2 separate regions of the Homo sapiens genome follow, and region 1 is linked to region 2. A link is a contact called in ENCODE Hi-C or POLR2A ChIA-PET data. All regions are on one chromosome and are shown on one strand. The core of a region is the stretch at or near the end of the contact, and the rest is flanking DNA. Distances in the headings are between cores, read along the strand shown. Region 1 overlaps SMURF2 (SMAD specific E3 ubiquitin protein ligase 2). Region 2 overlaps SMURF2 (SMAD specific E3 ubiquitin protein ligase 2).

Region 1 (5,374 bases), core at 2,745-5,244, 50 kb after region 2:
TATAATAAATAAATTTGAAGAAAAAGAAAATTCAGAGGAAGAAAAGAGAAAGCTATAGTTTAAACGATAATTAAGAGACATACCAACCCAATACAATGTGTAGACCTCTTCCGGATTCTGATTAAACAAACCACTTACTCAAAAAGGGAGAGGGGTATCAGGTACAGTGGTGTACAGCTGTAGTCCCAGCTTCTCTGGAGGTTGAGGCAGGAGGATAGGTTGAGCCCATGAGTTTAAGGCTGCAGTGTGTTATGTTCACACCTGTGAACACTAGTACACATCAGCCTGGGCAACACAGTGAGAACTTGTCCCTAAAAAAATAATTAAGAAAAATAGAAAAGTGGGGAGGAAGACAAGGAAGAGAATAATTGGACATGCATGTCTCCTTTTTGTTTGTTTTTAAATTCAAGACAGGGTATCGCTATGTTGCCAGGCTGGTCTCAAACGCCTAGGCTTAACAACCCTCCTGCCTCAGCCTTATGAGTAGCTGGGATTACAGACATATGCCACCACACCCAGGTGGACATGCATCTCTTAATGAGATGGATGGGGTTTTCTTACTTTCAATTACTTCATGTGTCTATTAATGACTATTACTTATTGCTGGAATGAGGGTACAACATAAATTCTAATCCCATTTTTCATTTTATACATATAAATGCTAAGAAAACCTATTCACATAAATAAGTAGGTAATGAAAGAAGTTTTGTTACAGCAATGCCATTAAATTCTTTGAGTTAGATGCCAAAAAAAATTACCAAGATCTATAATTTTAAAAAACTTTCTGGGAAATGGCATTTGACTTCACTATTTCTTATAATTTTTTTTTTTTTTGAGATGGAGTCCCGCTCTGTTGCCTAGGCTGGAGTGCAGTGGTGCCATCTCAGCTCACTGCAACCTCCATCTCCAGGTTCAAGCAATTCTCATGTCTCAGCCTCCCGAGTAGCTGGGATTATAGGCGCACACCACCATGCCCAACTAATTTTTGTATTTTTGGTAGAGACAGAGTTTCACCACATTGGCCAGGCTGGTATTGAACTCCTGACCTCAAGTGATCTGCCCGCCTCAGCCTCCCAAAGTGCTGGGATTATAGGCATGAGCCACTGGAATTTTTCTTTTTTTTTTTCTTTCTTTTTTTTTTTTTTTAAATTGAGACAAGGTCTGGCTCTATCGCCCAGGCTGGAGTGCAGTGGCACCATCTCGGCTCACTGCAACCTCTGCCTGCTGGGCTCGAGCCATCCTCCCACCTCAGCCTCCCAAGTAGTTGGGACTAGAGGTATGCACCACACACCAGGCTAATTTTTGTAGTTTTTGTAGAGATGGAGTTTCACCATGTTGCCCAGGCTGGTCTCGAATTCATGAGCTCAAGCGATCCATCCCTTCAGCCTCCCAAAGTGCTGGGATTACAGGCATGAGCCACCACTCCTGGCCCTATAAAAATTATTTTTAATGACCAGCTAAAACTTGATCAAGTCCTTCAATTTTGTTGAAAACTACAGAGAGAAATATGCCTGACTTATGAAAAGATGCTACCCAGTCATTGATATCACTGCCTTCTCACCAACATTCTGATTTGTCTCTCTGGTGGTGTGGAAGGCCTCTCACCACAATGTACTATTTGGGATGTCTGGCTAATGTGCCTTTCTTTGTAAAGTGGAAGGTAGAAAATATGAAAGATCAATCGTAGAATCTAGAAAGCCCCCTTAGAAATACCTATGGGCTTTCATTATTTTATTTCACCCTTACTGCATACACCATTAACTCTAGCACTGACTGTGGTTATTTCATCCATCAAGTCTTATCTGTTTGGTTACCTGCAAGTTCCCTGAAAGCAAGATAAAGGTCTTAACCTCTTCTTAAAATCCTAGAGCCTACATCTCAGTGTTAGGTGCATGTAAGACTCCCAGCAAATGTTTACTGAATGAATATGTAAATATGAGCATATTTCATCATTATTCTTAGTCTTCTTCCTTGCTAGAAAAAATACAATTAGGGGTTAACTAAGCTGGAAATCAGAAGAAACTGAAAAAAAAAGAAAAAAAAATCAGAAGAAACTGGGAAAGAGAAAACTAAAATATATGAAGCTTCAAATTTTATCACAATGAACTTTTGGTACATCTATCCTCATTTCTAAAGAACTGGAATAGAGGCCGGGTACGGTGGTTCACACCCGTAATCCCAGCACTCTGGGAGGCTGAAGCGGGCGGACCTGAGGTCAGGAGCTTGAGACCAGCCTGGCCAACATGGTGAAACCCTGTCTCTACTAAAAATACAACAATTAGCCAAGCATGGTGGTGGCAGGCACCTGTAATCCCAGTTACTCCGGAGGCTGATGAAGGCAAATCGCTTGAACCCAGGAGGGGGAGGTTGCGGTGAGCCGAGATCATGCCATTGCACTTCAGCCCGGGTGACAGAGTAAGACTCTGTCTAAAAAAAAAAAAAAAAAGATTTAGGGAACAAATTTCGTCAGATAAAAGGTGCTCATTTCACTTTCACTGGTTCAGATTACCTACAAAGACACCTTGGTAGACACAGTGGCTCATGTCTGTAATTCCAGCTACCAGGGAGGCTGAGGTGAGAGGACTGCTTGAAACCCAGAGTTCAAGACCATCCTGGGCAACAGTGAGACCCAGTCCTTAAAAACTTTTTTTCTTAATTAGCCAGGCACAGTGGTGAGCAACTATTGTCCTAGCTACTCAGGAGGCTGAAGCAGGAAGACTGCTTGAGCCTAGGAGTTCCAGGCTGTAAGTGAGCTACGATCATGCCACTGCACTCCAGCCTGGGCAACACAGTGAGACCCTATCTCTTAAAAAAAAAAAAAAAAAAAAAAAAAAAAAAAAAACAGGATCTCAATAGTAATTAAATGAGACAATAAATGAGAATATCTTAAAACCATAGAACTCTAAAAAAAAATGTTAAATTATCTTCCTAACATTGACAGACTACTTACATGTGACTTTTCTTAGATGATAATCCAGCAACAGATTTTATTCCAGTGAATGTTAGTGATCTTCATTTTGTTAAGCAGCAAAATTTGCAGTGTGGTAAAACAGTTCTATCCATCAAGTCAAATATTAACAAATGAACACTTCAGTCCTATATCTTTATAACTTAATGATGTTGAAATTACTAAGGTATAAATGTTAGTTAATTCAATAATGACATCACAAAGAGAGATCTTATTTGTTTCAACTGAGGTCCCTGAGATCACGAAAGCCTGTTTTCAATTTCATCATTCTTTAATTCACAAATGGCTCACACATGTAACTCCAGCATTCTGGGAGGTCAAGACTGGAGGACTGTTTGAAGCCAGGAGTTTGAGACCAGCCTGGGCAACATAATGAGACTCCATTTCTACAAAAAATTTAAAAATTACACCAGCATGGTGCCACATACCTATAGTCTCAGCTACTCAGGAGGCAGAGGCAGGAGGATTACTTGAGCCCAGGTGGTCAAGGCTATAGTGAGCCATAAGCCTGAGCGACAGAGTGAGACCCTGTTTCAAACAAAAACAAAAACAAAAAACAAAACACACACACACACACAATTTATTGAAGTACTACATATGCAGCACTATGTTAGAGATGGTATTTTGAATCTATCAAATGCCGTTTTACTTTTCCTTATAGTTTTTTTTCCATCCTTCTTTCTCTACAAAATTCCCCAAGTTCAACTGTAAAAAATCTCTATCAACCTTATTTATGGTATTAGATTCATACAATTCTGAATAATCTTACCAACCAATCAGTGTTTTCTTCTTCACTGGAGGAAGAAAGTTACATGTAAAGCCTGATGACACAAAAATCACAAAAATAAAAACAGAATTACTAATGTTTGCAACTCTACTATCTACTCCTACAACATGTAGCATTTAAAGAGTTTACATAAGAAAGCTCACACTAAAGTATGATTTTTCATTACACATTGGAGTCAAATTTTCAGTTTCTAACTCTTCAACACCATTTATTCCAAGCACACTCATTTAGACTTTGGGTTTCAGTTTTACAGGTTTTTACATACCCTGACATCTATCAGTGCAGAAATACCCCCATCTACTGGCAAGAGGTGACGCTACAGGCTACTTTTGAAAGCGCCAGCATGCTACAGAGGAATTTATCAAGTCATAAAGAGTTCATCCAAACAGCTCCCCAATCTACAATCCAACTCCAAAATCCTGAGCCATCTTCTACTTCTTACCAAACATTGGGGGATGGAAGGAACAGAGAAGTATAGTTAATCGGTTAAATGGCTGCCATATTAAGATAAAAATGGTTTATAAAAATATATTTTTAAATATTTAAAATATTGAGGCCGGGTGCAGTGGCTCATGCCTGTAATCCCAGCACTTTGGGAGGCTGCAACGGGCGTATCACTTAAGATAAGGAGTTTGAGAAACAACCTGGCCAACATGGTGAAACCCTGTCTCTACTAAAAATACAAAAAATTAGCCAGGCATGGTGGTGCGTGCCTGTAGTCCCAGCTACTGGGAAGGCTGAGGTGGGAGAACTGCTTAAGCCAGGGAGGCAGAAGTTGCAGTGAGCTGAGATTGCACCACTGCACACCAGCCTGAGTGACAGAGCGAGACACCATCTCAAAAATAAAATATTGAAAATATTTGATTAAAATATTGAAACATAAATACCTAATTATATTTCATTATATGAATACTTCATGATATGCTGATACAAGACATTTATGCCTTTTTTTTCTTGCCTAGCTAGGATTTCAATCCAAAATGCTTACTTTAAAAGACATGTATCATTTAAATAAATATATATTAATCATTATTAATGTCGTACCTGCTCTTATAAAATATAATCGGTTTTCACCAATTTCTTTAAAACAAAATCCGTGGTCAAAAATGACAAAGTACGTTTACAAAAAACTTTACACCTTGAACAGTATCTTTCATGTACATTATTCCATCATATTGCTAAAATAAATAAGACTTGCCTTTTTTTTTTTTTTTTGAGACCATGTCTCACTATGTTGCCCAGGCTGGTCTCGAACTCCTGAGCTCAAGCAATCCTCCAGTCTCAGCCTCCTAGACAGCAGGGATTACAGGCACACACCATCACACGGGTTTTTTGTTTTTTGTTTTTTTTTTTGGTATTTTCACACCTGGTTTTAACGCTGTCATTTTAAGCATGCATTTATAACTAAAGGCACAAGCACAGAGAAAATAAGTGATTTGCTTAGATGCACAAAGCTTATACATGGCATAACTAGGATACGAACTCACATTTTCTGCCTCCAATTCTATACTCTCCACAACATTCTGACTACCTCTCATAAAATGACCAGGCACAGTGGCTCATGCCTGTAATCCCAGCACTTTGGGAGGCCGAGGTGGGCGGATCACTTGAGGTCAGGA
Region 2 (5,097 bases), core at 911-3,410:
TGAGCTATGATTATGCCACTGCACTCTGGCCTGAGCAATAGAGTGAGACTGTTTCTAATTTTAAAAGAATTTTTAATAATAAAAAATAAAGCCGAATCATCTTCTAGGTAGGAAATTCAAAAATACCTAAAACTAGGCTGGGCGCAGTGGCTCATGTCTGTAATCCCGGCACTTTGGGAGACCGAGGCAGGCGGATCACTTGAGGTCAGGAGTTCGAGACCAGCCTGGCCAACATGGTGAAATCCCATCTCTACTAAAAATACAAAAATTAGCTGAATGTGGTGGTGGGCACCTGTAGTCCCAGCTACTCGGGAGGCTGAGACAGGAGAAATGCTTGAACTCAGGAGACAGAGATTGCAGTGAGCCGAGATGGTGCCACTGCACTCCAACCTGGGTGACAGAGCAAGACTGTCTCAAAAAAAAAAAAAAATTACCTAAAACTAAAAAAAGAAAACTGTGATGCTATAAAATAAAATACATATCTAGAAACAGATGAAAATACCAGAATAAACAGCCAAAGTTATTAAAGCAGTTGCCTTGAGGATGGGAATCAGGAATGAGAATGGAGCAGGGAACTTGCTGTTTTCCAGTAAAAGCTTTATTGTATCATTTGCCTTTTTAAAAAGGTGCATATACTCCAATGGTTTAAAATAAAATTTAAAAGAAAGAAACCATCCATATAAAGGCAAAAAGAAGCCTATTCAGTGCAACCCAAATCCTTATTTCTGGTTTTATAATTGGTCTAAAGTGGTGAATTAATACCTTTATTTAATTGAAAAAAGAGGTGGGGGATTGCTCTACTGTGAGCCAGTTTCATTTTCTTCTTCATAGAATTTTAGAGATACCTCATCTTTCAAAACCTGTCTATAAGCCAAAGCACATTCCCACTGGGCTTTTCTTTACCCCTTTTGTGATGACCAAATTATACCACAGATGAAACCCAGATCATTTCCCATGATTATTTTCAAAGACTATATCAAATAATTTAATGATATGTTCCATTTCAAACTAATTGTTGAAACCTACAGGTCATAATGCTGATTCCACTTTGGATCAAGCGTATTCTTCACAGTATCTGTAGAATGGCATTGCCCAGATCCATCAACCACCACCTTAGCAAATGGATCAGGAAGTCCTGTGAAAAAAGATTTTCTAAAATTAATAATTTGACATTTAAGATAGAAGATTAATTATACAAGCATTCCATTTGCTACAAAAGATTATTCCATTCTTTTAAAAAAGTTTAACATTTAGCTATAAATGAATAGTCCATTTTTTAAAAAAAAAGACTAAAGTTACTTCTACATTAAATACCAAAACTATATTTTTTCTCGTTTCTGTCTCAAAATAGTCCCAGTTTAAACTACCAAAATCTAGAGGTTACCTCATAATGTGGAAGTTTTTAATAGGTTGTTACCAGCCCTCTGACCCGAGGAATGGGGTCATGAATGGTTACATGAATTCTTGTAACCATTCATGGCTTTTTCTTTCCAAATGTCTCCCTCAGTAGCTCATTTAAAGAAAAAGCTTATTAAAGGTTTTTATACAGGAACACAGGCTACAGAGAAATCAAATTAGCAAATGAGTTTTGCTGAATAACTACCAGGAAAAATCAGACTGAAACAAAAGATGTAACACTCTGCCTTAAAAGAGCTTACTATCTAATTGGAAAAATAAAAATACTATACATGAAAAACAAAACCAAAAATACCTGAGAATAAACAAGTGCTTAGTGATACTGATTGTAACGCAAACACTTATATCACTATGTTAGGTACTATTCTAAATACATTTATCCTTAATCCTTACAATAACCCTACGAGGTAAACACTGTTATTATCCCTATTTTACTGATGAGGAAACCAAGGCACAAGGGGGTCAATTAACTAGCCCAAGGTCACAGAGTAGTAAATGGCAGGGCCAGAATCTAAAGTGTAGATTCTAAACCCATGTCTGGCTCTCGACTTCATGCTCTTAACCACTATGCTGTATTTTACCTCTTATTTACTACGTGGTCCAACAGTGAGTACAAGTAAGAGCTCAGAAAAACAGGAGAAAAGGTTTGAATCTGAACAGTAAAGAAAGGGCTTTGAGGGAGGAGGGAACTCATCTGGGCTTTAAGGCAGGCGTCTCCAACCTCTGCACCATGGGCCGGTACAGGTTCGTGGCCTGTTACAACCGGACCACAAAGCAGGAAGTGAGCGGTGGGAGAGTAAGCATTACAGCCTGAGCTCCGCCTTCTGTCAGATCAGCGGCAGCATTAGATGCTCATAGGAGCTGGAACCCTATGGTGAACTGCGCTTGCAAGGGATCTAGGTTGTGCGCTCCTTATGAGAATCTAAAGTCTGATGATCTGAGATGGAACAGTTTCATCCCAACACATCCCCTGCTCCCCATGTCCTTGGAAAAACTGTCTTGCATGAAACCGGTCCCTGTGCCGAAGGTTGGGGGCTGCTGCTTTAAAGGGCATACAGGAGAAGGAGGACTTTCCTAGCAAAAGGAAGAGCACCAAGGAGGGTATGACAATACAATATTTAAAAGACTTTGAAGAGTCTAACCAAAGAGCTTGTGCTAAGGTGTAAAAGTAAATACTATTGGAAATATGACTGACCCAGTAAGAGAGGCTTAAAAGTCGGGCAACAGGGCTTGGACTGATTGAGGTAGATAACAGGGAGCCATTTCAGGTTCTTGAGCATGGCTGTAACTACAGTCATATTTTTCTATCAGTGGTATTCAGGGCCCACTAGGAGAAAGAAAGACTAGAGGCAGACCATATATGAAGCTGTTGTAATTATCCAACAGTAGGATGAAAAGACCCTGAATGAGGGAAGTCATGTGGAAAGGGAAAGGAAATGACAAGAGAGCTATTCTGAAAGATCTAATACAAATTAATAAGAAACTTGTATCAAAGATGACAATACAGTTTTCAGCCCAAAGCAATAATGAAAATGATTCTTTTGACAAAAATTTAAAAGGTGGAACTAAAAATGTTAGAGAGACAAAAATGTCACTTCATGTGTTAGACATTGGGATAGAGTAGATTTCCTGTGGACAGCTGAAAATACTAGAACAAAACAGCGTTAAGTGTTGGTGACTGGAGAAATTTTGCATGTTGGTATCAATGCTAATTTTTTTAAGATACTAATTTGCCAAGTTTCAAGGACAGACAAATCACCTATCAGTTCCCCAATTCTATGATTCTGTGATCTATCGCTTCCAAATAATAAAGGAGGACCAAAATTTAGGCGTTAAGTTTCAAAGAAACTTGGTAAGTTAGGGTATTAAATCTATTTGACTATATTGTTCTTGAAGCTGAGTGCTATGCATAGTATTTCAGTAACACCTAACCATTTATAAATGTGTTCAATGGAAGAATGTTTTTACCTCCACCCTCAATAAATGAAGATTTCCTCCTGGGAAGAATTCACTCTATCTTGTTATTTTCACTCTACTATTTAAATAAATAAACATATAAATGTGTATTTATGAGCAAAAACAAAAAAATCACATTTCTAAACTTTCCCTTTGGGTGTTATTAAACTAGTTGAAGAATTAAGTCTCTCTGGTTTCTTGCTTTTTTAAAAAAATAAAATGAAAAAGAATTAAGGACTGGCCAGACACAGTAGCTCACACCTGTAATTTCAGCACTTTGGGAGGCTGAGGCGAAAGGATCACTTGAGCCCAGGAGTTTGAAACCAGCCTGGGCAACATAGTAAGACCACCCCCCATCCCCCACAAAATAATTTAAAAGTTAGCCAAGCATGGTGGCATACGTCTGTAGTCTCAGCTACTCAGGAGGCTAAAATGGGAGGATTGCTTGAGCCTGGGAGGCCGAGGCTGCAGTGAGCCATGATCATGCCACTGCACTCCAACCTGGTTGACAGAGCAAGACCCTATCTCAGTGGAAAAAAAGATTAAGGATTAAGAAAAACAACAGCTGACAAAGGACTAATATCCAGAATCTATAAAGTACTCAAACAAATCAGCAAGAAAAAATCAAACAATCCCATCAAAAAGTGGGTTAAGGACATCAATAGACAATTCTCAAAAAAAGATATATCAACAAGATAGGCCAATAAGCATAATGAAAAATGCTCAGCATCACTAAGTATCAGGGAAATGCAAATCAGAACTATAATGCGATGCCACCTCACTCCTGCAAGAATGGCCATAATCAAAAAATTTAAAAATAACAGATGTTGGCATGGATGCAGTGAAAAGGGAACACTTTTACACGGCTGGTAGTAATGTAAACTAGTACAACCACTACGGAAAACAGTGTGGAGATTCCTTAAAGAACTAAAAGTAGATCTACTGTTTGATCTAGCAATCCCACTACTAGGTATTAACCCAGAGGGAAAGAAGTCATTATACGAAAAAGATACTTGCACACGCAGGTTTGTAGCAGCACAACTCACAATTGCAAAAATACTGAAGCAGCCCAAACACCTATCAATCAACGAGTGGGTAAAGAAATGTGGTGTGTGTGTGTGTGTATATGTGTGTGTGTATATATATGTTTATATTATATAATTATATATGTATATATTTATATATAATTATATGTGTGTGTATATATATATATACACACCTACATATACACACACACACACCACATATACATACATACACCATGGAATACTACTCAGCCATTAAAAAGAAATAATCACAGCAACCTGGATAAAATTGGAGACTATTATTCTAAGTGAAGTAACTCAAGAATGGAAAACCTAACATCGTATGTTCTCAGTCACATGTGGGAGCTAAGCTATGAGGATGCAAAGGCGTAAGAATGATATACTGGACTATGGGGACTGGGGGAAAGGGTGGGGGTAACAGGGGATAAAAGACTATACACTGGGTACAGTGTACACTGCTTGGGTGATGGGTCCACCAGAATCTCAGAAATCACCACTAAAGTACTTATTCATGTAATCAAACACCATCTGTTCCCCCAAAACTTATTGAAATAAAAAAATAAAATAATAAAAGAAAAACAATTTTTTCCATACAAAATGTGGCTTCCAGATCCTTAATTAAGTAGGAAAGTCACAGCCTTTTATGTTCCCTTTCTGTTAAATAACACAGTAAACAAAA

Evidence for each region. Hi-C counts contacts between places; a loop is a spot of excess contacts on that map. ChIA-PET counts read pairs that join two places held with the same protein, here RNA polymerase II (POLR2A). Pooled maps may share reads with other maps.
Region 1: a map of CD4-positive, alpha-beta T cell shows a loop between it and region 2 (7-fold over the local background). The contact joins two enhancer-like sites. A Hi-C loop is called at or near these places in 20 of 168 maps with a recorded cell type or tissue (B cell, CD4-positive, alpha-beta T cell, CD4-positive, alpha-beta memory T cell and 13 more), 22 of 37 single-sample maps with no recorded cell type and 22 of 50 pooled maps. POLR2A ChIA-PET finds 5 or more read pairs at or near these places in 16 of 52 experiments (AG04449, BJ, CD4-positive, alpha-beta T cell and 10 more).

Annotation. Positions count from the first base shown.
Region 1 is chr17:64,645,251-64,650,624 of GRCh38, forward strand. All of the region lies in intron 1 of SMURF2 (SMAD specific E3 ubiquitin protein ligase 2), which reads right to left. Among named protein-coding and RNA genes, the nearest start is that of SMURF2, 14 kb to the right of the region's middle. Within about 2 kb of position 3,995, at least 2 of the 41 ENCODE cell types and tissues checked have a DNase peak (open chromatin) inside an H3K27ac peak, as active enhancers do.
Region 2 is chr17:64,597,356-64,602,452 of GRCh38, forward strand. It overlaps SMURF2 (SMAD specific E3 ubiquitin protein ligase 2), which reads right to left. Exons shown (of 19, transcript NM_022739.4): 3 at 1,027-1,135. Among named protein-coding and RNA genes, the nearest start is that of SMURF2, 62 kb to the right of the region's middle. Within about 2 kb of position 2,161, at least 4 of the 41 ENCODE cell types and tissues checked have a DNase peak (open chromatin) inside an H3K27ac peak, as active enhancers do.